Linked DNA regions of Mus musculus: all the other regions are linked to region 2. The links are chromatin loops, found by intact Hi-C in ENCODE. Cell type or tissue: heart. All regions are shown on one strand. Each heading gives the region's core, and the rest is flanking DNA. Links, peaks and the distances in the headings are about the cores only.

Region 1 (6,295 bases), core at 932-5,931, 79 kb after region 2:
TTGCTATATATTTGTAAGGCTAGACTCCTGGCACTGTGACTTTCAGCTTTAAACACTTTGATTTATGTTCTAAATAATGAATATAGCATTATAAGTTTTTAGTATAGCAGAATTTGGTGTTTCACTTTATATTTTTGAATCTGACCAAATAACTGATAATTTTATGAAATGTTTTAATTTAAATATAATTTCAACCTTATAGTATTGTATAACAATAGGGCAGCTATTTCTTTATATTTTGCTGCAGGTTTAATAAAACAATCAACATTAACAAATTGGAGATGAAGAGATATTTCAGAAGACAATGGTTCTACCTACTTTGCCTTATGACCTAGGTTTGATCCCTAGCTTCCACATGGTAAAGATAACTGATTACTTCAAGTTGTTCTCTTCCCTCCATATACGTGCCATGGCATGAACATGCGCGCGCGCACACACATACACACACACACACACACACACACACACACACACACAATATTAAAAGAAATTAAAATTAAAATTGTCAAATTTATCATTAAAGTGATATTCTTATCTATTTCAGATTTCAGATTCCATGGTGAAATGTTGTGATTGGTCCCAATAAGGTACTTCACAATACTTCCTCATTGCCCCCAAATACAACCTAAAATAGTATGTTTCACTTAGTTCTTGTCACTTTTTAAGTTTTTTCCCTTTTATCATAGAGACGTTTTCTACTTCCATTTTCCTTAATTTTGATGTTTCTGAAAAGGGCATGTTATTTTAAAAAGTGTCCTCTCAGTTGTGTTTTCCCATATCTTCTTGATAGATCTTGGATTTAGAGTTTGGACCACAGAAGCATAAAATAATGTTTTATCTTTCTAAGAGCAAACAGAGAACACATGACATCAATCTGTCTAGTGATTCTTCTAAACCATTTATTAACAGTCTCCCATAGAACTCATAGATTCTTATTTTATTTAGCAGTTGTAGCCACTGGAATATTTATTTCATGTTTACCATATCCCATATTTGGCCAGGAGAAGCTGGCTCCATTATTTCTTTATTATATGACATCAGTGTTTAAGAATTTCTCACTGTCTGACACAGGATATAAAGTTCATATTTACTTTGCCTTGGCCCTCAAATCAGCCATTTCTTTACAAAGTTTTGATTGTTGGGGAAAATGATTTAGAAATTAATATCTGGACATTTGATAAGGCCTTGCCATGGGAGCCTTCTCAACACATCTTGGAAATGAAATGCCAGTGTTAGTAAGTAACGTTTAGCTAAAGCTTAAGATCTGCATGTAACTTTAAACACAGAACTTATGTACAGTGAAACTAAATAGCAACATATATGTAATCAAAGGATTTCCTCAAAGTGTCTGGTCATCCCAACCCTTGCTGAAGGGTAGTTTTTAATTTACCTTATATAATATATTATTTCAAGCATTATGAAATAATGTCCCAAAGAAAAAGCACAAAGGAGTAACAGTTTACTTAGTCTCCCAGTTTTAGAAGTGTCTATCTAAGGTCAGTGGGTCATTCCTTTAGGCTCTAAGTGAGGCTTGACATCTATAAAAAACCTGTGCGGAGAGAAGGCTGCTCACAAAGACAGACTGGGGATTGGAAGATGAGAAGAAGCAGAAGGATAAGGCAGAGGGAAGAAGAAGAGGAAGTGAAAAAGCAGGAGAAACATGGACAGGATACCCGGTAATGTACTTACAGCTTTTTAACGAAATTTTTATTAGATATTTTCCTTATTTACATTTCAAATGTTATCCCCTTTCCTAGTTTCCTCTCCAAAAATCCCGGATCCTCTCTGCCCTCCCCCTGACCCCCCACCCATCCACTCCCACATCTTGGCTCAGGCATTCCCCCAGTGGGCATAGAATCTTCACAGAACCAAGGGTCTCTCTTCCCATTGACTAGGCCATCCTCTGCTACATATGCAGCTAGAGCCACGAGTCTCTCTGTGTGTTTTCTTTGATTGGTGGTTTAGTCCCAAGGAGCCTGGGGTTACTGGTTAGTTTATATTGTTGTTCCTCCTAAGGGGCTTCAAACCCCTTCAGCTCTTTGGGTACTTTCTCTAGCTTCTTCATTGGGTACCCTGTGCTCCATCTAATGGATGACTGTGAGCATCCAGTTCTCTATTAGTCAGGCACTGTTAGAGCCTCTCAGGAGACAGCTATATCAGGCTCCTGTCAGCAAGCTCTTGTTGGCATCTACAATAGTGTCTGGGTTTGGTGGTTGTTTATGGGATGGATCCCCAGGTAGGGCAGTTTCTGGATGGTCATTCCTTCAGTCTCTGCTCTGAACTTTGTCTCTGTAACTCCTTCCATGAGTATTTTGTTCCCCCTTCTAAGAAGGAATGAAGTGTCCACATTTTGCTCTTCCTTCTTCTTGAGTTTCATGTGTTTTGCAAAATATATCTTGGGTATAGTGAGCTTCTGGGCTAACATCCACTTATCAGTGTGTGTTCTTTTGTGATTGGGTTACCTCACTTAGGATGATATCCTCCAGATCCATCCATTTGTATAAGAATTTTATGAATTCATTGTTTTTAATAGCTGAGTAGTACTCCATTGTGTAAATGTACCACATTTTCTGTATCCATTCTTCTGTTGAGGGACATCTGGGTTCTTTCCAGCTTATTGCTATTTTAAATAAGGCTGCTATGAATATAGTGGAGCATGTGTCCTTATTACATGTTGAAGCATCTTTTGGGTATAAGTCCAGAAGTGGTATTGCTGGATCTTCCGGTAGAACTATGTTCAATTTTCTGAGGAACTGCCAAATTGATTTTTTTCTTACAGTTTCTAACATCCCAATGTTATCATCCATCTATGGACTCACATTAGATCCATCCACTGTGTAGGTCACAGCCCCCATAGTCAAATTATTTCCTAAAATATGAATTTTCTCTATTAGTGGCCAGGCCTTCAACACAGGAGCCCTTTGCACGATACTTAATATTCAAACATAAGCACCTTACCTAAATTGTCAAAATGATCCTCATGTCTGATTAGTACACAACAAATTTGTAAAGAAATACAGTATACATATTTCTGTGTTGAGAGTTTTTAAAGAAGTTTTAATTCACATAAGCAATTTTAACATTTACATTTACTTACTGAAAATTAAATTTAGAACAAATTTAAATTTAGTGGGGAAAACCCATTAGTTAGGACTTCCTTTTACTTTTTCTAACTCTTAAGTTACAAATTATTAAATCTCAAGTAAGAATTCCTTAGAGTCAAGAAGCACTTATCTCTTTATTTTGTTAGAATCATCATGGTATAAAATGTGGAAATAGAAAAATTCAGATATCAGTTCTTTCTTTCTTTCTTTCTTTCTTTCTTTCTTTCTTTCTTTCTTTCTTTCTTCCTTCCTTCCTTTCTTTTTTTTTTTTTCTTTTTGGGACTGGGTTTCTCTGTGTAGCACTGGCTGTCCTGGAACTCACTTTGTAGACCAGGCTGGCCTTGAACTCAGAAATCTGCCTGCCTCTGCCTCCCGAGTGCTGGGATTAAAGGTGTGTGCCACCACGCCCGGCTCAAATATCAGCTTTTTCGTGTTGTTATTTGCTTGTTTATTATGAAGAAATTGTAATAGCCAAAGATGGCTCTGACATTGTTGAGTCAAAGAGAGGTGTCCTGAGCAATGAAAAACAGCAAATGGAAGAGGAACCAAGGAAGGAAAAGAGGGAGTTAATAACCCAAGAGGACATCATTTTGAAACAGTGGAGAGTACATGCTTACTGATTGTATCCATCTCATTGAAATCAAATGGAAACACATTAAAACTAAAAACAAAACAAAAAAAATTATACTGCTTATTACCAATGCAGAATGAATGTTTGTTGACCAGGATGACAAAAATAAAGATGTACTCAATGGCAAATAACAGCTATGTCTGAATTGTCTCTTGTGCAGATATTATGTCTGATGAGGAGTAGTGAAAAACAAGACCTGTAGGAGGTACAATAGCCATGATGCTCTTGAGGTGGAGGAAATGGAAGGAACTAAAACTGTTCTCTTGGGAGGACAGACTGGGTGAAGAGTGGAAAAGCCAACTTTGCATGTATTTAGGATATGATATGAAAGGATTTGCTTTATTGTATTTGTAGACATCAACTAACAGCACTAACAATACATTGTATGTGTGTTTGAAGCAGGCTGTAATGCAGTGTAATGGGACCTCATACAGTGATTGCGCTTGAGTTTGACCTTGTGGGCAAATACTTTTTCGTTTCTTTACATATGAAGTTCCCTTCTCATCAAAGGCTTATGTTGTTCCAATGTCATGTTTAGAGGTATCATGCTCAGTAATATCATCCGGAATTTGGCATATTCAGTGCTTACTCAATAATAGAATTGAGATTGATAGCATTATTCCACATAGACTGTGAGGCAGGGTCGTTTAGACACTCTGGGTCACTGAAGGCAACCCCTTTGGGATGTATCTTCTACCTGAGCCTACCTGTTCATACTGCCTGTTTTTAGGCCACCAAGAGCAAATAGCTTTGCTCCATTCCCTGCCTCCTGCTATTATGTTCTGTATTATCACACAGGACAGAAAAAACTGAACCAAGTGACAATGTCAAGACTTAACAAAAACACCTTTGATTCATATGTGTGGAGTATGTTCTCAGTATAAACTTCAATCTTGGATATCTCTAAAAAGATATTTAAAACCATTTCCTTGAAGTAGGTTTCTGGATAGTGAAAGAATTAAATCTATGCTTGGCATAGTTAAGAAAAGAATAAATGATTTCTAAATAGTTGTTGAAATAAAATGAATTAATCATCCTAGTAAGTCTTAGTGTAAAATATATTTTATGACATTTTAAAAGTTTCAAAATGATAATCCATGTTTGCTTCTATGTGCTAACACTCCATTAATTATAGCATCTGATTACCTTATTCTTCAAACATGCCAGATAAAGTTTACTTAACTCTTTTTTTTTAAAAATCTGCTAAAAATTATCAAACAGACTAACATCTGTTTTGCATTATGATATGAGTCAGCCTTCTGCTGTTCCTCCACCCGCATGTACACTCTCACACACTCAGACTCATTCATGCCAGTGCTATGCTTTATTGTCCTGACTTTCCACATACTTCTACATACATGTTGGATGCAACTCTTAGCTTTATAGTTTCATATTCATGAACTTGTGTGTTGACCTATATACAATAGAGAGATGAAAGGAGGAAGATGGGGGTGGGGTGGGGGGAAGGAATGGAGTGGCATTAAGATAAAGTCTTGTCAACCTCCTAACATAATAAGACCTGACAGTTGTTGAGTGTTTTGTGTTAAACAACATACCAAGTATTCTACATAATTTGTCTCACTATGCTGTCAGAACAACTCTTTTGAAAGTGTATTGCTATTTTCATTTTTAAAATCTAATAGTTAATACTGTGGTAAATGAAATCTTACAGTTGTTCAGTATGAATGGAAATTTTCTTAATTCCTTTATTGCCTAGTCGGTAATGTCACATAAATAGCATTTTTTACCTATTTCCATTCTACATCCAAGCTTATGCCTCCAAATCATGTATTTTTTCCCTATATCTTTTTCTGTGTGTTAAAGGAAAGTAGTTCTCTGATGGGACTTCAAATCCCATGACACCATGGGATTTTTGCAAATGCATAGAAACATTTGAAATTGTTAAACTGAGAAGGTGTTCCCAGCAGAGGCCAAGATTCTCTACATCTCACAGTGTACTGGGTAACTCCTAACAAAGTTATATGGCCTAATATGTTCACAGTAAAAAGACTAAGAAACAAAGGACCCAGATATAGCTGTCTCTTGTGAGACTATGCCAGGGCCTAGAAAACACAGAAGTGGATGCTCACAGTCAGCTATTGGATGGATCACAGGGCCCCCAATGGAGGAGCTAGAGAAAATACCCAAGGAGCTAAAGGGGTCTGCAACCTTATAGGTGGAACAACAATATGAACTAACCAGTACCCCCCAGAGCTCTTGCTTCTAGCTGCATATGTATCAGAAGATGGCCTAGTCGGACATCATTGGAAAGAGAGGCAATGGGTCTTGCAAAATTTATATGCCTCAGTACAGGGGAATGTCAGGGCCAAGAAGTGGGAGTGTGTGGGTAGGGGAGTGGGGGGGGGAGGGTATGGGGGACTTTTGGGATAGCATTGGAAATGTAAATGAAGAAAATACCTAATTAAAAAAAAGACTAAGAAACTTATCTAGAGAGAGAAGTTCTTGAAGAGAAATGTCAATATTTGTAATTGTATTTTCATAATATTTATTTATCTTTGAGGGCTCCTTTTAGGATGTTAGAAATAATGGCTATTAGAAC
Region 2 (6,295 bases), core at 409-5,408:
CTGCTCACACTACTATAAGTCTAATGTACATTTGTATAAATTGTTCTTTAAAAATAAAACTGAAGTGATATATAGCTATAGTCTTCTTACTATGGCTTTATTGCCCTCAGCATCTTCTTGGTGTAAACTACTGGGCATGGGAACAAGATTTCCTTTGTAACCGATACCTAAATTTCTATTCTGCTTTAAGCATTTAATTTGCACAGTAAGACCTGTAATTTAAGACTTGTAGCTGTATCACAAAGTACAGCTGTTTATAGTGATCTCTAATTTGCTGAGTAGTACTGGCTATAATTTTTTTTTCATGTTTTAAACTACCATGCAAGTCATTATACATCAGAAGCTTTTGTATATTGACAGGGACTGGGAAAAGGATGCCTTGTTTTGATTTCAGATAAGCATTCACTTTTCAGGTCAGCAGGTGCAAGGCAGCCCATTCATAATACTTGCTTCAAATCAATAATAGTCACTGGATGGAAATATCTTGCTGGTACACAGGAACTTGACTTATCTCTACAAGCACAATGAACTTTTAAAAACCTTTGTTATTAGCAAAGATTAAAGGTGAGTGAGACTTTCTTTGGAACAAAATATATTCTGTTGACATAAGTTTTGGTCAGTTTATTGGTGCGAATGTTTACTAAATCTAGGAGAACACTTTATTTACTGACATAGGGTGGAATTAAGCTCAGTGGAAAATCTGCTGTGGCAAACACATGTTCCATTCAAAAGATACTTGATAAGGAGTGTGACTCTTTCCTTTGTATTAGGTTTCATTTATTTTGAAATCTCAAAGTCTCAAAATAACTACAAAATGAAAGTTGACTCTAGTTTGTCCTGTTTGATACAACTAGGAAAATCTCACCCAAAACTAATGCTAGACAACTATATATGCAATAATTAGAAGAAATTGCCTGGGCTTCTCTATTATAAACTTTTACATATAAGTATTTACTTTAGTTAACTTCAGGAAGAAAGCCAGCACACCAATTTAAAGTAAAGGACTAAATTTCAGTTTTACAACAGAAGTGAGGCTATTAATTAAAACTCCTTTAAGGTTGAGAGACTACAGTAAGTCTCTAATAAAATTTAAGGGATTAGTAACCCGAAGGGAAAAGTAAGTAAGTAAGTAAATAAATAAATAAATAAATAAGGCAATGGTAACTCCATCTGCAAAAAAAAAAAAAAAAAACATTTGGCCTCTATGGTAAATTTAATCCTTAGATTGTTATTATTACTTATTCTGTTTCATGAGTCACCAAGAATACAATGCTAACATGTTAAAGTGCCAAGCCCCCTCTCATGCACTGTCTGACTAGAAATGACTTGGGAAAGGTAGGCATCTATATCTGTTTTACAGATGAAGACAATAAAAGTTTATAGAGAGGTGACCTCTTGGTAACAGAGACCAAACTTAGGGGACAGATCATTTAGCCACAATAATTTAACAATCCCACCCCTCCGCAGGGCAGTGGCTTAAACCATGAATGGATATTCCTCAAGGGCATTAATTCATTCAAGCTGAATGTTATGGCAGAAGAAACTTGTTCTTTCTTAGACCAATAAATGAAAGACTCTTTCCTTTTATAAACCATCTTAGCCACAGGCTCTTAGTGGATGATGCTCCACCCCTAAGGTGAAAAGTTGGGGAATACAGACTATATAGTGATATCCTCAGGAAATACTGGAACCCCCAAACTGCATTCTGTAAGTACAACAGACTCTTTCCCAAACTTCAACTCAAATAAACTTTTCCCAGCACTGTGGACTATTGCTGTCACTTAGGGGTGAAAATGCCTGATACCTGGCTTCTTTATGGAGAACTTTGTTACACACCTGCCCTCCTGAAGTCTCAGCAGGACTGACCAGGACTGACATCTTCCACTTACCTGTCAGGGATGCCCAGGCCATAAGCTCTCAATACCAGCCCAAGACTTTGGGAGAAGGGAAGAAAACAAAGTAAAATAACTTACCACTTTGGCCCAGTCCGAGAACAAGTGAAAATACCCAGGCTGCCCCAAGAACCAAGGCTGGACCTCGCTGGCAGTTGTGCAGAGAGAGCAGTGCAGCAGTCAGAAAAGCCAGGGCCGAGCCGCACATAATGCAAAGCAGCCCGCCCGGTGCCTACTGCCTAGTTGCTTTCCTGATGCGCTCTCCCGACTTGAGAGCGCACCTTGAGGCCCGTGGGCTGCGAGTCCCTAGGACCTTTTCGACAGGCCGGGTTGGCCGACCCAGTTGCTCTCAGTAGGCGATACAGGTATTCGGTCCAGGGCAGCTCTCTGCATCTCAGGGCCCTTAAGGCCCTCCCAGCTCCGCACGGCGGGGCTTGCAGTCTCAACAAAAAGCACCTCCTTGGACAGCCGATGGCCCGCGGGGGCGAAGCAAGTACGGGCTCCACAGTCCGCTCCCAGACAAAGAAAAGAGCTTTTGTTTCTCCCCAGCCGATGGGGCTCTGCTGCATAAATCAGCTTAGCGAAGAGCCAAACACAATCAAACCCAAACAAAGCCTGAGGCTGGGGGGAAAACCACCCTAATGTAATTCACAGGGTGATGCTGCTTTAGTGGGAGGGGACGGCTAGAAGGCCAAGGGGGTGGGGGAGTTGCTGGCGCATCAGTCGGTGCTAGCTTCTTCCACAGGTGGGCAGGGAGGCCAACTCCACTTAGTCGCAGCTAGCAGAGGTTCAGGCGGCAGCGTTCCGATTGGCGGGAGAGGAGACACGGGTGCCAGCAGCTTGGGGAAGCAGCTCCGCGAGCTCCCTAGAAGCTCCTGTCTGCACTCGCGGGCAACCAACAAGGCATCCCAGTTGCTTACTGGGCTAGAAGGGGATGTTCCATGCACCTCGCTGGGAGGGAGCTGCGTACCCTTGTCCTTTCTCGGACTCTGTCGGCTCAGGCGTCTGGCCACCCAGAACCCTGGCAGCTGATGCGTTCTGGGATGAGAGGGAAGAGAGGCAGGCGATGGGCAGGGATGGGGTGATCTAGTTCTGTGGTCCCCCGTGGGGGCTCCCAGCTTTCGGGTGGCTGGGCGTGCTCCGAGCTGAGAGTTGCTAGGAAACCTCCCCACGCTACAGTGCTCCTTGCTTGGGTCGCCAGCAAGCGCAGTGGCGGCCCAGGACAGCAGCAGCAGCAGAAGCAGCAAACAGCTCCAGCTCGGAGTAGCGTGGGCGGGACATTGGTGAGGCATGAAGTCACCGCGGCCCACACTCGCTCTTTGTTTTGCTCACTCCAGCTCTTTTTTCTCCCCCCTCGAATCTAATAGTTGCCATTCCCATCGTTCTCAAGAATTCCTGGTGCGTAGTGGCGCAACAGGAATCGCATGCTGAGTTCTCTTTTCTCTCACCCCCTCGCCCCCCAATTCTGAGTTCCAACGCTTCCATAACGGTATAGGTGGAAAACTTCTCGCAGCTCGAGTGGCAGCATGAACCCCAACATTTCATCCTCTTGCCGCGTGCTCCTTTGTTCAGGAATCCTTACTGGCCCGCAGCTGCTGAATACAAAGTAGATTTCGGGGGCCTCTCCCCTCCCCCAACACTGCTCTCAGAGTATTCACTGCCCGCTTTCCTTGCAGCCTTAAGACCTTGCCCTGTGTCTGATCCCAAATCTGTCTGAGGTCTTCCCAGACTTTGGAGATTTAGACAAGATGTATTCTACTGTCAGATATATTTCGTTGTTCCTTTTGTAGACCCTCAGCCCTGAAAGGGGCAGCCTAGCTTTTTCCCAGGGTCTGTTTGTGGTTCTTTGGCCTTTTGTTGGTTACAATGGATCTTTTGACCTTAAACGCCACCTTCTCAGTAAAAGGAAACAAGAAGTTGCAGATGGCAGCAGAAGAGTGAATGAATACAAGCTTGCAATTCAGTTTTGCAGTTTTGGGTGAGGCTAAAGCGTTGCTAAACTGGACAGCCAAGGAAGTAGTAGCATTGCCTCTCCAGGTCTTGTCAGCGCCCTCGACACCTTAAGGAGAAGGAAGAAACACAGTTCTCTAGGTTTGGGAAAGAGCTCCTTTTCTAATTTGATACTGGAGACCTTGGCTCCTAGTTTCCCCTAGAGCCCAATAATTTTCATTGTATTGAAGTTCAGTTCGACTTTTTTTTACTAGTGGCTTACACAACACCACTTTTTTCAGGCATCAGACCCAGTCCAGCCAGGTCAAGGTGAACTATAGGGGATTTTTTTCTCCTTAATTGTTTCCGGCTTCTTATTTGGAGTAAAGAAAACAAGTAGGAGGTCCCACCAACCCTCCTCTTTAAAAAACTTCTTTCTGTTTTCTAATTGTTGACAGTGAATGGAAAGTACCTGGTTAATAAACCACAACATCAAAAACTCCCCTTTCTTCAGGTGTGGACTGTACATTGGACTAACAGTAAAGCCAGGAACCTAGTTAGTAAAGTGCCCTAGATCTGTTAAGGAGGATCATTTGTGAAGCTAAGGGGGCAATCCATACTTCAACGACTGATGTCAGTCAACACAACTCCAAGCCACTGTACTTCATTTTCAAATTTTCATTCTTTGGTTTTTCAAATTTCTTCCTGGATATCTTCATTGAGATGTAGCTACTGTAAAGTAGCTGAGATAGGTTGGAACAAAAACATAGCATAGTGAAGATATGGTTAGAGCCACTTCAGCTGGGAAGTGTGTTTATTTTCTTGAAATTATGTGACAAACCTAGGCAATGCAGCAACCCTTGAGGCATTGCAAAGCTCTGACAAAGATAACAAGTTAATCTCAATAGCATCCAGTCTGCCTTGTGAAATTACTGATACATTAATGTTTCAGTCAACCTGCTTTTACATCAGAAATGACAGTTACAATACTAAATGAGACAGAAGCTTATACAATAAGAATGGATGAAATTTTGTGAAACTGCTAAAGTATATAATTTTATATTGTTAGGTGTTCATATACTTTACATCTGAACTCAAACCTACTGTGTGAAAAGATAAAACAATGAAATAAATTTGTTTCGGAAAGGTTGAAAGTCATTCAAAAGACAGCCATTTCTGGCCACGAAATACATGCCAGAGTTTGGGGGTAGACTGCAGTTGGTAAATGTCACACAAGCATGAGGTCTTGAATTTGGATCCCCACAACCTACATAAAAAGCTTGGCATGGGACCCCCTTCCCCGAGCTCCAGAGGACCAGACGGATTTCCAAAGCTCATTGACCAGACAGCTGAATCCATTAGTTCCAGGTTGAATGAAAGAGCTTGTCTTAAAAAACCAAAAAAACAAAAGCAAAAGATGGATTGAAATTGAGAAAAGCATCCAATAAGAGAAATCGAGAAAAGTGTTCAGAGTCAACCTCTACCCACTGTCCACAGGCATGCACTCACATATGCATATATATGCCATGATACATGTTTATTGGCACACTGACAAGTTGCCTCAGTTTTGTTTCCTGTTGCTGTCATATAAATACTTTCACGAGATCAACCTAAGAAAAGGTTTGCTAGTCTCTCAATTGAAGGTGACAGTCCATTATTTCAAGGAAAAATCAAGTTGACAGAAACTTCAAAGAGCAAATCACTCAGGGCAAGCAATACCCAGGGTCCCCTCTCCTTTCATTCACTCCAGGCCAGAACATGAAAAGGTGCTGCCTACATCCAGGGGGAGCCTTTCCACATCAATGAACCCAATTAAGAAAATCCCTCTCAGACAAAGCCAATGAAGAGAATCCCTCATTCTGACTCCTTTCTCAAGTGAATCTAGATAGTGTCAAGCTGACAAAATGAACAACCACCACACAAGTACATACACAACACAGGTACCACTATGCATTCATCCAAAACTCCCCAATGCCAATTCTTAAAGGTTATTGAACAATCACAGCATTATTTGCCACTAATTTTCTGTTGGAAAGAGAGTATAATTCTGGTTATCAAAATAAAAATAAAATAATGTGCTAGACAATAGACTGTGAGCCTATAGATATGAGGAAGACATCTGAACATTTTTGGTTATGAAAATATAATTACTCCTGAAATTCTGCAGTTCATCCTTGAGTTTTCTTATAATAAATGTAACAAATAACCTAGGGACAAAAGGTGTACTTGTATTGAGTAAATGTCACTGGCTACATAACTTATAATTTCTCTTGTAAAAAAAAGGGGGGGCATGATACTATAAAGAAATACAGTATTATCTCCATTGTTACCTGAAGTTTAACAAAGAAAAATGTTCAAGATGATGACTAATTCCTGTTTTCTATCATGTTTCTCGCTTTGACATTTCTGATAGCTAATTTTTCATCATTTTCAGTAATGAGAGCAAATTAAAGTCATAGATAGTCTAAAATAAG
Region 3 (6,295 bases), core at 932-5,931, 210 kb before region 2:
TCTGATTTTAATTACTTTGGATATAGATGTTTAATTGCTTCTATATAATCTGAGTTTTAACCCCTTATTGGATTGATGACCTTGACTTCCTTCTGTGTTTATGATCTTTCATCTATAAACTTGTCCCATACAGTCCCATTTCTCTATTTTTTTACTTTTTGTTTCTTACAGTTTTGTGTGTGTGTGTGTGTGTGTGTGTGTGTGTGTGTGATCCTGTAAAATCCAATCTCATAAAGCTTTCTGGCTATGTTTTGCCCAGGAATTTTATAATTTCAGTCCTTGGCAAGGTCTTTAATCCATTTTGTGCTAAGCTTTATGTATGGTGCAATGCAATGTAACTCTCTTCCTTCACATATGCAGTTCCCGTTTGAGTCGCCATGCTTTCCACATTTCATGGTTTTGGAATCCTCACTGAAGATTAACTGAGCTAGGCTCCAGGATTAATTTGTGTGGTCTGTTACATTTTTCTGTACACACACACTTGTGCCAGTACCACACTGTTTAGATTACTGTTCTAAAACTATTCAAAATTAGGAAGTGTGAGACCTCTATTCTTTTACAGTGTAAATTTATATACTTGGGAGTTTTTTGGTGGTTCCTTATGAATTTCAGAATTTTTTCTGTTTCTATAAAAATAACTGTGATTTTGATAGGTATTGCATTTAATTTGCTTACTTCTTCACAAGTATGGAAATAATAAGCAAATATAGTTTCCAACAGGTTTGCTTGCTGCTTCTTCCGTCTCATCTGTGTCCATGGTTTTCAGAGTTCATATCTTTCACCTCCCTAAGTTCATTCCTAAGTATCTGACTGTTTGGGCACTACTATAAGTGATACTGCTTTTCTTAATTTCCTGTTTAGTTTGCTTATCCTTGTCAGTCATACAGTTAGAATGTTTTGTTTGTTTTGCCTTGTTTCTTTCAACTTTGATAAGTTTTTTTTTATTAGTTATAATAGGGTTTTTCTTTTTGGCATGTATAGAATGTTTGGGAGTTTCTAAGGATAATGTCATGTAATATCATCCAAGCACAGTGGTAATTTTACTTCTTTCTTTATTTGGAATCTTTTTTTGGCCTGCCTCCCCCTCTTTTTCTTGCTTAACATTCTGGCTTGGAATTCCATGCTAGGCACGTAGGAGTAGAAAGACCAGGCTTTCCTGTTCTGTTCTTGATCTTGCTTGAAAACACATGAGCCTTTTCCCATTGACTATGGTATTGGCTCTGGTTCCCCATCCCTATATATAGTCTTTATTATGCTGATGTAGTATCCTGTTTTTAGTTTGTTGAGTGTTTTCATTATGACTAGATGTTGAATTTGGAAAAATAACATTCTGCATCAGTTCAGATTATAATGTGGTTTCCTGGTCTTTCATTTAGTTAATACTACATCATTAATATTTGTGTGTTGAACCATATTTGTGCTATGGGAATAAATTACACTTTGTCATGAGGCATAACCCTTTTAATGTCATGCTCAATTAAATTTGTTGATATTTTGTTGATTATTTCTGCTGTATGTTCATCAGGGATACAGGTTTATGGTTTTGTTTTCTTGCAGTGTGTTTGCCTGTCACGTATATCTAGATTATACTGTCTCATAAAATGAGTTTGGGAGTTGTCTTAGCTTATTTTCTGTTATGGCAACAGGATCCTAGACAGAAGCTTTGTGCTAGAAGAGATTTATTTTTTGATAAATAATAGTTGGAGCCTGAATATCCAAGTTTGGGTAGTCAAATTTACTGAGTATTACATGGTTATGATACAATACAACAGAAGATACCCCACAGCAAAGGTAGAAATCAAGGAGCTCAGAGGGGCCTTTCATACACCCCATCATCTACAATATCTACCTGGATCCAACACACTCTGTGGGACCACCATTAATGCTGCTGGCTCAGTGTGATCATGACCCAGTCACTTCTCACTAACCCCCATTTCTTAAAGGTCTGATCACTTCTCAGTAACTCCCAAGCTTCCAGCACACGATCCTTTAGAAGAGACTATCAAATCCGTCAAAGAAATGTCCCCTTATTTTCATTTTTTTTGAAGATTTTGAGAAGAATTGCCTTTAATTATTCTTTAAATATTTTGTGGAATTTTCTGGTGAAGTCATTTGGTTCTGGGCTTTTCTTTGTTGGGATGTTTTGTTTTGTTTTTTTAATATGTCACCATCTTACTTACAGGACTGCTTAGACTTTCTGTTTTATCAGGTACAAGTTGTGTTGGGTGGTATGTTTCTAGAAATTTAAGCATCATTTATAGTCATTTCTTTTAGTTTATCTGACTCAGTATAAAGTGTTTTCAAACTATTCTGCCATCGCCCTCTTAATTCTGTCACATCACCTACATGGTTCCTTCTAATTTCTGATTTTAATTTATTTTTTATCTCTCTCAATCTGAGTAAGTATCTACTTACTTTGTAGATAGCTAATAGTTGAGAGAACACTCTTGGAGTGTTTGTCCTGTCTGTAAAATGGGCCAAGCATGTTCTGTGCAGGCTGCTGAGCCTCAGAGACAGCATGTCACTTCTTCTTTACAGCCTTTTACTTGGTGCTTAATAAATAGCATTGAGTCAGGGAAATTCTGTAATAAATTCTGCATCTATTTTATCCATTATAAAAAATCAAAGCCTTTAATCCTCATAGCTCTTCACACCCACTTCTTAGAAAGTGTGACTCTTGCCTCTGCTGTGTGTGTGTGTGTGTGTGTGTGTGTGTGTGTTGTTTGTTTGTTTTGTTTTTGTGTTATTTTCCTCTTACCTATATGGCACTTTGTTATGCATGTTTAATATTTTTGAAAAATAATTTATTTATTATTATTTTATGTACATTGGTGTTTTGTCTATATGCATATCTGTATAGGGTATTTGATCATGTAGTTACAAACAATTTGTGAGCTACCATGTGGGTGTTGGGAATTCAGCTCAGGTCCTTTGGCAGAGTAGTCAGTGTTCTTAACCACTGAGTCATCTCTCCTACTCCTGCATGTTTAATTCTATAAAGACAAATTACTTGGGGTTGGAGAGATGGCTCATTCATTGCTGCTCCTCCAGGGGATTTAGGGCTTGATTCTCAGCACCTACATGATGCCTCCCAACATCTATAATTTCAATTTCAGGGGATTTGATGCTCTCTTCTGACCTTTGAGAGCATCAATACACATGTGACAAAACATCCAATACACATAAAAATAAAATTAAAATTAAAAAGAAAAAGACAGGCTACTTTTACAAACCTTCCGTTGTTAACTCTATTTTTAAAAATCTAAAGTATTTAAAAGATTTCCTTTCTTTTATGCATATGGCATTTTGCCTGCATGTATGCATGTGCATCATGTGAATGCAGTGTCTGCAGAAGCCAGAAGATGGCACCAGACTCCCTGGAACTAGAGTTATGGATGTTTGTGAGCTGCCATGTTACAGGAACCAAATCCCATGTGCAAGAGCAGCAGGTGTCTTAACTGCCAAATCCTCTCCCAAACCACTAAGAACTCTTGTCCTATACTAGTGGTGATAACTTGGTAGAGAACTTTTTTTCTAAGCTGATTAGAAACAAAAATCTTTCCTTTTACTATAATAATTCCAGTGTTTCCACTTACAATGAAACCTTTTGTGTAACTGTCTCATAAACCTCAGAAGCTTCAATCTGTGTATCTGCATTTGCAGGATGTAGTTTTACCATTTTGGAAGAAGGGAAACCTTTCTTTTTCCTTTGACTTCTCATGTGTGTTTGTTTGAAAGTCTCTTGTTTGAATTACAGCTTGATTAGACATAGCTGACTTTTAATTTTGACCCAGTTAAGGACTCTGAAAACAATTATAGGCACAGATAACAAATATTAATTTTTTATATTAAATTCTAACTCCCAAAACAGCATTTGGGTTCATGGACAAAGAAAAATTCACTGAATCCCTTGATGGAAATTTATATTCAATGCATTATTGGCATTATTATTATTCTGTGACACAGGCAAAGATTTACCATTAGACAAAGGAGAATGGTACCTGAGTATACAGAGGAATAAGCATTATTACACTTTTTGAAAGTTATTCAAGTTAATTGCAAAGGTAGCAGAAAGTTCAGCATCCTCTTTGTTGGATCTTATTATTTTTATATGAGAGTAATATTAAAGGCACTCGATTTAAATTGCTCCTGTCAGCCTTTACTATGCCCACAAACAACCTTCAAACCTTAGCCATGGGTTGTAGTTTTGTTGGTCCCATTTGGCCTTCATGTGCTTCTAATGCCTGATAAGCACCCATGGTGTGAGGCCTACTGTTCTCATTGTGGAGAAGCCCTGAGGACATAAATAAACCACAAATTCATATGACATTCCTTTAGTCAAAGCAAGTCACCAAGCCAAGCCTGAATTAATAGTACAATTAATTCTGTCTCTTGGAAAGCCCAGCAAGGATTGGAAAGTACTCATTCACAGTAATTCAGTCCCTAGCAAGAAACTACCCTATGAATTCTGCTGAGCTTCCATGCAATCCTGTAACATGTACAACATGTCGGCTTATAAATGTCAGACTACAAATATCTCATTTCTAGTGAAAGAACTTTATAAACACAAGATAATTTTGGGACATAGATTTCTTAATTCAAAACGATGCTACATGTCAACTCTGGAAAGTAGGACTCAAAGTGGAGCTGTGGGTTGTTGACCCCTCCTGCTCCTTCAGTGTCTCTGTACTCTTTTCTCTGCCTTCCTGGAAATCCCTGAGAGGATTCTGCAAAGTATATCTTGAAAATCACCAGTGTCTTGCTTCTTGGAGCAGACTCCACAGATGGTAAGAGGTGTTGGGTTACAAAGCGTGCAAAATGTTTGGGTGGGTTGGGAAATGTTAAGCAGAGCTGCAGGAATTCTCGGAAGCTTTAGAGTGTTGATGTTCCTTTAGAACTATTCGGGAATGCAGGTCTCAGAATTCCCAAAGCTTTTCTGAAGCAGCTCACTGTTTTAGATCATATCTTAGAGAAGACTATACTAAACAATGCTTTCTGGTAAAAGTATATATTTTTGTAGAAGTATATATCTGGCGCAGAGACCCAGGACAGGACTACTGTCTGAATTTTTCCTCATTTGGTTAGTTGCATTAGGAGTCTCCTTTTGGTCATGTTCTTGGGCTTCTTCCTATGACCTAGGCATACTTGGGCAATGATGTAAATGCTTTTGTGGGTATTTTAACCTTTGAGAACAATAAGCCTGGTTAATGCCTTTGTTTGGAATCAATGTGAAAGACATTGAGTGACCATGAGTGATTGGTTTCACAAAATGAAGGATTGTGTGAGCTGACCTGAAGTAACTGTGGTCATCGCCCACAGCATTAGCAAGCACTCAGGGATTCCCCTCTGATGCATTTGAAGCTTCATTCATGAAGAAAATTATAGATGTTGAAAACTGTAATTTCCCATAATACACCAAAATACACAAATTACTAATTTTCCCCCCTTTTGGTTCACAAACAAGTGGCTGTTGTTAATCTGTGTAATTTGTGTCCTAGGTTACTTGTTTGCAAAGCTCCCTAGACTGGCTCATATATCATTAGAAGGTAAATTTGAGTCCAGTTCTTATCCAGAGTTTCATAGGAAGGGTACATTCTCAAAAACCTGATGGCATAAGTAGTACAGATCCAAATTCCTGTTTTAGAAATGCGTATTATTAGCACTACATATGGATGGAAGAATATTCATGGAGAAACAGACTCTGGAAGCCTCTCCTTCCTCTTTTCCTCTTAGGTTGCTAACGTTTTGTGAAATATTAACTAACTGCTGTCATATGAGGACAATGACAATTAAGAACCCTGCAGTGAGGTGTGAAAGGGTGAACTCACCTTCACTCCCTTGCACCCAATTCTGTTTTAAGTAGGCCTTGTTTATTTCCCCTTCTACCAGGAGAATTTTCATATTTCATAAAAATAAACTTTTTGAAAGGAGAGCCTTAATTATTTGTATTAGCCATTGTACAGTAATGCTTCTAGTAATGTATCAATGTAATTACAGTAATTACTTCATAATAAACATGCACATATGTAATATATATAAATAAAATATAAAATGAAGTTTTAATTTATACTTAAAATATTAAAAAAGAATTGCTGATGTTTCTCTATTACTTCTTCTTAGATTAATACAATTTCCTCAGAAATATCACTTTTAAATCTTCTAACTTAAAGTTTTTAATATCTTCTCTCTTCCATCATAATAGTTTCAATGACATGTAAGAAAAGACCTATTATCTAGTGACCAGCTTACTCAGGCAACTCAAGCTCATAGGCTACAGACTGTGCTTGTGTAAGGT

What was found. Peaks named below come from ENCODE experiments on the same cell type or tissue, not always from the same donor. Only the 100,000 strongest peaks of a DNase experiment are listed, where the experiment ranks them.
Region 1: a loop joins it to region 2, with 2.4 times the contacts of the local background. A loop is called at or near these places in 2 of 42 quality-filtered maps.
Region 3: it touches region 2 in a loop (2.0-fold over the local background); 4 of 42 quality-filtered maps call a loop at or near these places.

The regions. Positions count from the first base shown.
Region 1 is chr12:119,313,978-119,320,272 of GRCm38, forward strand. It overlaps Gm39562 (a long non-coding RNA gene), which reads left to right. Exons shown (of 4, transcript XR_873092.2): 2 at 248-358; 3 at 545-587; 4 at 1,518-1,671. Among named protein-coding and RNA genes, the nearest start is that of Gm46331, 9.1 kb to the right of the region's middle. In heart, for the core only: no CTCF peak of the experiment used is centred there; no DNase peak of the experiment used is centred there.
Region 2 is chr12:119,235,699-119,241,993 of GRCm38, forward strand. Itgb8 (integrin beta 8) reads right to left here and starts at 2,578. Exons shown (of 14, transcript NM_177290.3): 1 at 1,974-2,578. The coding sequence starts at 2,100. In heart, for the core only: no CTCF peak of the experiment used is centred there; DNase peaks (open chromatin) are centred at 2,273, 2,733 and 3,133; H3K4me3 peaks cover 3,350 bases; H3K27ac peaks cover 2,402 bases.
Region 3 is chr12:119,023,137-119,029,431 of GRCm38, forward strand. No RefSeq gene overlaps it. Among named protein-coding and RNA genes, the nearest start is that of Abcb5, 60 kb to the left of the region's middle. In heart, for the core only: a CTCF peak has its summit at 3,349 (motif pointing right); no DNase peak of the experiment used is centred there; H3K27ac peaks cover 668 bases.